2 separate regions of the Homo sapiens genome follow, and region 1 is linked to region 2. A link is an interaction called in ENCODE POLR2A ChIA-PET data of the cell type or tissue named here. Cell type or tissue: CD4-positive, alpha-beta T cell. All regions are shown on one strand. Each heading gives the region's core, and the rest is flanking DNA. Links, peaks and the distances in the headings are about the cores only. Region 1 overlaps HYCC2 (hyccin PI4KA lipid kinase complex subunit 2). Region 2 overlaps CASP10 (caspase 10).

Region 1 (2,920 bases), core at 187-2,686, 140 kb before region 2:
TACTCCAGGGACTGAGGTGAGAGGATCACTTAAGCCCAGAGTTTGAGGTTACATTGAGCTACAATCATGCCACTGCACCCCAGCATGGGTGACAGAGTGAAACCCTGTCTCTAAAAATAAAAACATAAAAATAAAAATGAAGGACAAGTTATCATAGCTCAGCCTGCCACCACCACTTAGAAAGAAGCACAATGCTGGGAGCAGTGGCTTATGCCTGTAATCCTAGCTACTCGGGTGGCTGATGTGGGAGGATCATTTGAGGCCAGTAGTTCAAGACCAGCTTGGGCAACATAGAAAGACCCTATCTCTAAAATAAAAATAGCTGGGCACGGTGGCTCACACCTGTAATCCCAGCACTTTGGGAGGCCGAGGCGGGTGGATCACAAGGTCAGGAGATCGAGACCATCCTGGCTAACACGGTGAAACCCCGTCTCTACTAAAAATACAAAAAATTAGCCGGGGTGGTGGCAGGCGCCTGTAGCCTGTAGTCCCAGCTACTCAGGAGGCTGAGGCAGGAGAATGGCATGAACCTGGGAGGTGGAGCTTGCAGTGAGCCGAGATGGCGCCACTGCACTCCAACCTGGGCAAGAGTGCGAGACTCCGTCTCAAAAAAAAAAATAAATAAAATAAAATAAAATGAAGCACTGTGCACAGTGGAACTCTTTAAATTCTAGAAATAACATAAACCATATTTAGTGTGATGCTCTGCCCATTTCCTGAATAATTCATTAATAGCTGCCAGTTTTAAATGGGGCCTAGGACATGAGAAGGCAAGAGGTCAAGGTAGCAGTATAAGATGCTCTGCCAGCCGGGCGCAGTGGCTTACGCCTGTAATCCTAGCACTTTGCGAGGCTGAGGCAGACGGATCACCTGAGGTTGGGAGTTCGAGACCAGCCTGACCAACATGAAGAAACCCCATCTCTACTAAAAATACAAAATTAGCCAGGCGTGGTGGTGCATGCCTATAATCCCAGCTACTCCGGAGGCTGAGGCAGGAGAATTGCTTGAACCCGGGAGGCGGAGGTTGCGGTGAGCAAAGATCATGCCATTGCACTCCAGCCTGGGTAACAAGAGTGAAACTCCATCTCAAAAAAAAAAAAAAAAAAAGATGCTCTGCCATTTGGGCCTTAATATCCAGCAAATTCGGTGGTATTCAAAGCGTCTGTGGTAGATGATAAAGTAGCTGTATAAAGCTACCAGTAGGCCCTGCTAGAAGAATCACAACACAGACCACCAGGCACTTAAGTCCATCTAAAGCAGGATTTCTTAACCTTGGCACTATTGGCATTTTGGTCACCCTTGACATTGTGAAAGGCTGTCTTTTACATGGTAGGATGTTTAGCAGCATCCCTGCCCTCTTCCTATTACATGCCAATAGCAATGCCCTGAATTGGACCAACAAAATGTCTCTAAACATTGTCAAGTGTGCCCCTGCATGAGAACTACTGCTTCTGAAGAGAGCTATGCCCTCTCTGCAGATGATTGCTCTTCTTTTGAGAAATAGCTCCTTGCTTGGCTTTTGAGCACCAGCAGAGACTGACCATGTGACCTGACATACTTTCAAGAAGTGAGTGTTCCGATCCTCCAAGCCATAAAGCTATATGTGCTGGCAGCATTCCATGATGAAATGGAAGTGATAGTGTGTCAGATATGAACTTTCAAGGGAACAAGGGAGGACTATATTTGTCTATCCTCTTTAAGTCAAATGTGACCTTATGACTTTCTTTGACCAAAGAGCAGAAATCATTTCTGTAGAAACATTTATGTGCCAGTATGCAATTCTCCAGCCTGTTCTTCTCGTCACTATGATAATAGAAGCAGAGATAAATATAGATATGCAATGCTGACCCATCAAATGAAGAACAGCTGCCTGGAATCACCCAGCTTGCACCAGATTTTACATGAGAGGAAACAAATCTCTCTTTTTCAAATTTTAAGCCTTTATTTGAAGGTTGGTTGTTACCACTACATAACCAAGTAATCCTGACTACAATGGTTGTAATGAGGTTAGAGCAGGCTCCAAAAGCACAAATAAGCTAGAAGAACAAATGGCTGAGACACCCATGGCACTTACTTCTACTAATCAACTCTTCCTTAATCTATGGCCTTGTAGAGTTCCCTAAGATCAAAGGAAAGAAGGAAAAAAAAAAACTTAGGCCTGGTTTATACATGGTTGCATACAGTCTGCTGGCATTGACCTTACAGAGAAGTAGCCCTACAGGACAGGAGAAAGGGAACTCCCAGTAGGCAAAACTTCAAACAGTATCTCGTTGTTCACTATACCTGAAGAGACCAAAGATATGGATCTATCGGTTTGGCTAAATGGCCTTTGTAACCAGTATTTGCTCAACAGGCACGTGAACAAAATGGTCTTGTCAGCAAGAATAGAAATTATACCCTGGCTCAACACAGACTTCCCCTCACCAATGCTGATCTACAATTTCACAATATGCCAGGCTGTCTCACACCTCACACATTTTCTTATGCTACATTCCTCTCTGGAATGCCTTTCAACTACCCTCTATCCTAACTACCCTCCCCTTCTTCCAACACTCAGACCAACAGTTGCCTCCTCTATGAATCTTTTCCATAGCATACAACCCTGCATCAATTCAAAGCCCTCTCCTTCCTCTTCACACAGAAGTTCTCAACATAGCGTCCACAGACCCCCAGGGATCTATAATAAAACTCATAAACTTTGATAAGAAGAAAATTGTATCACTTTTTACCAATCTCTAACTAACATTTATAATGTCATTAGATTGTGAGTATAGGCAAAACAATAAAACAACCAGCCATAATATTTTTGTGATTTGGTCACCAATAGAAATCACAGGTATTAGGCCCAGCACAGCGGCTCACGCCTGTAATCCCAGCACTTTGGGAAGCCAAGGCGGGTGGATCGCTTGAGGTCAGGAGA
Region 2 (2,920 bases), core at 332-2,831:
AATTTCTCAAAGTCAGAGGAGATTCCTGTAGTTTGACAAGCGCTCCAGGTGGTTTTCATAACATTCTCTCCCAAGTTGGGGCATCCGCTCACAAATTTTCCAGTGTCTAGGTTTATACATAAAATGAGACCACTTTTTATTGTTATACCCCGTCCTATGTTAGGGACTCTCTGAACAATATGAGGTGGCGGGTGAGGGACGAGAGAAAGGTCATTTGTTAAAGCAATCTCTGATATTCGAAACACTGAGTGTTAGTTTTCAAACAAGAAAAGCTGGAAAATGTTTTTTTTTCTCTTTTGCTTGCACAGGTTCTAGAACTCTACTTGAAGGCATCTGTGGCTACAGAATTATTATTATTATTATTATTATTATTTTTAGACAGAGTTTCACTCTTGTTGCCCAGTCTGGAGTGCAATGGTGCCATCTCGGCTCACTGCAACCTCTGCCTCCTGGGTTCAAGTGATCCTCCTGCCTCAGCCTCCTGAGTAGCTGGGATTACAGGCGCCCACCACCACACCCAGCTAATTTTTGTATTTTTAGTAGAGGTGGGGTTTCACCATGTTGGCCAGGCTGGTCTTGAACTCCTGACCTCAGGTGATCCACCTGCCTCAGCCTCCCAAAGTGTTGGGATTACAGGTATGAGCCACTGTGCCTGCCCAGAATTATTTTTATGGTCAGAAGCATTCCAAACATTTCCCCCCTACTAAAATAGCTTTTAAATGATCAAATGCACATGTTCATGTGGCCAAATGATCTTGTTTTTCTCAGTATAACAGTAAAAGGAAACGTAACTGTGCTTAGCTGTGGCATGGAATTGTGATATTACCAGGTCAAATTCAGGAAAACCATATTTCCTCTTTGGATTCCAAATGATCTCAGCTTTTTTTTGTTGGGGGCGGGGTGGGGAGATCTCATTTTTTGTGTCAGAATTGTGGCTGAGTTACACACCTCAGATAATCCAGGTTGATCTGTATTGGATTTTGCAATCAGACCAGCCTTTGGAAGTGTGTAAAGGACAGTCTCTAAGCAACACAGATGTTTCCACACCAGGGCTCAGTGAGGCTGCATTATCTGCAACTGCAATTGCAAAAGACCTTATCACAGAAATAAATTACTTACCCACCATTGGAAAAGGGCCTGAACACCCCTCAGCCAAAACGGAAAGGTTCTAAATTCTTACAGTCTCTCTGGGGAAACACAAATAACCTTGCCTTTGAGGGGCATTCTGGGCTTTGTCTTTGATAGCTTTCATAGAAATGTAAGCAGTATAGCTGGCCTACACATATCCTGAGAGATCTCACAACTGTCAGGAAATCCGTTCTCAGCACAGCAATCAGCATACAACATTGAGTCTAAAGGAAACCACACCTGAACTTACTCTTTAACAAAAAAGCAAAAAAAGAACTTTCAGATGTTTGCTGCTAGTATTTGCCAGAGTGGTGTTAAACTAATGTCCAGGTCCCATTTAAGTATGTGCGTGTGTATGTGTGTGATGTACTAAACATCTAATAAACTTTTAGAAAGTATAATGAATTTCCGTAATTGCTTCTGGAATCACATCTTAGCCCTTTATTCCTCCTGGTAGGATGCTGTCAAGACATGAGTTTCTGGCCTGGCAGGGTGGCTCATGCCTGTAATCCCAGCACTTTGGGAGGCCAAGGCAAGCAGATCACCTGAGGTCAGGAGTTTGAGACCAGCCTGGCCAACATGGTGAAACCCATCTCTGTTAAAAATACAAAAATTAGCTGGATGTGGTGGCATGAGCCTGTAATCCCAGCTACTCAGGAGGCTGAGGCAGGAGAATGGCTTGAATGGAGGTGGAGGTTGCTTTGAGCTGAGATTGCACTACTGCACTCTAGCCTGGGAGACAGAGTGAGAGACTCCATCTCAAAATAATAATAATAATAATAATAATAATAATAGCTGAATTGTGATTTTTTGTTTCAGAAAATTCTTTTTCTTTTAAAATATCAAATATAAAATTCTTTCGAAACATTTTCCCCTCATTTCTTTGGTGTCCCTCTTTTGCTGGCTTCCTAAGCAGTATCATTTAAAGCTGTGACTTAGAGTTCAGTGGTTAATAACATAGACTTTGGCATCAGATTGTACCAGCTCTGCCATTAATTAGCTTTGTGACCTTCGGCAAGTTACTGGAATTTCTTTGTGCCTCAATTATTTCATCTTTAAAATGTGGATTATAATAATATCTACTTATTCAGTTGTTGTGCTGTTAATATACAGCAAGCACTGTCCCTGTTGCATAGAGTTATATATATATTTGGTATCTGGTATTAATATAGATTGTATACAGATTTGCTTGGTAATGCCTCTTCCCCTACATTCCTGAGCAACTTGAGGGCAGATGCTGTTATATCTTATTTATCAGTGCAAAACCTAGTGCCTACTGGCCATGCAGATAACATTTGAGTGAGTGGATAATCAATAGGCAAGTAAATGTAACTCTATTGATTCTCTTGTAGACCTCCCTAAGTTTCCTGGCATTTCTAGAGAAACAAGGTAAAATAGATGAAGATAATCTGACATGCCTGGAGGACCTCTGCAAAACAGTTGTACCTAAACTTTTGAGAAACATAGAGAAATACAAAAGAGAGAAAGGTAAGTAGCTTGTGATTGCTAACTTGGACCAGACCATGGAAATTCTTAAACCAATTGGCCATGCATGATGTTTTGATTATTTGTTTTGTTTTGTTTTGTTTTGAGGCAGAGTCTCACTCACTCTGTCACCCAGGCTGGAGTGCAGTGGTGTGATCTTGGCTCACTGAAACCTCCGCCTCCCGGGTTCAAGTGATTCTTCTGCCTCAACCTCCCGAGTAGCTGGGATTACAGGAGCCTGCCACCACGCCTGGCTAATTTTTGTATTTTTAGTAGCGACAGGGTTTCACTATGTTGGCCAGGCTGG

What was found. ChIA-PET counts read pairs that join two places held together with the same protein. Peaks named below come from ENCODE experiments on the same cell type or tissue, not always from the same donor. Only the 100,000 strongest peaks of a DNase experiment are listed, where the experiment ranks them.
Region 1: POLR2A ChIA-PET joins it to region 2 with 5 read pairs; 4 of 35 experiments call an interaction of 5 or more read pairs at or near these places.

What each region holds. Positions count from the first base shown.
Region 1 is chr2:201,055,587-201,058,506 of GRCh38, forward strand. All of the region lies in intron 1 of HYCC2 (hyccin PI4KA lipid kinase complex subunit 2), which reads right to left. Among named protein-coding and RNA genes, the nearest start is that of HYCC2, 15 kb to the right of the region's middle. In CD4-positive, alpha-beta T cell, for the core only: no CTCF peak of the experiment used is centred there; no DNase peak of the experiment used is centred there.
Region 2 is chr2:201,190,504-201,193,423 of GRCh38, forward strand. It overlaps CASP10 (caspase 10), which reads left to right. Exons shown (of 10, transcript NM_032977.4): 4 at 2,481-2,616. Among named protein-coding and RNA genes, the nearest start is that of CASP10, 8.8 kb to the left of the region's middle. In CD4-positive, alpha-beta T cell, for the core only: no CTCF peak of the experiment used is centred there; a DNase peak (open chromatin) is centred at 1,308; H3K4me3 peaks cover 803 bases; H3K27ac peaks cover 2,104 bases.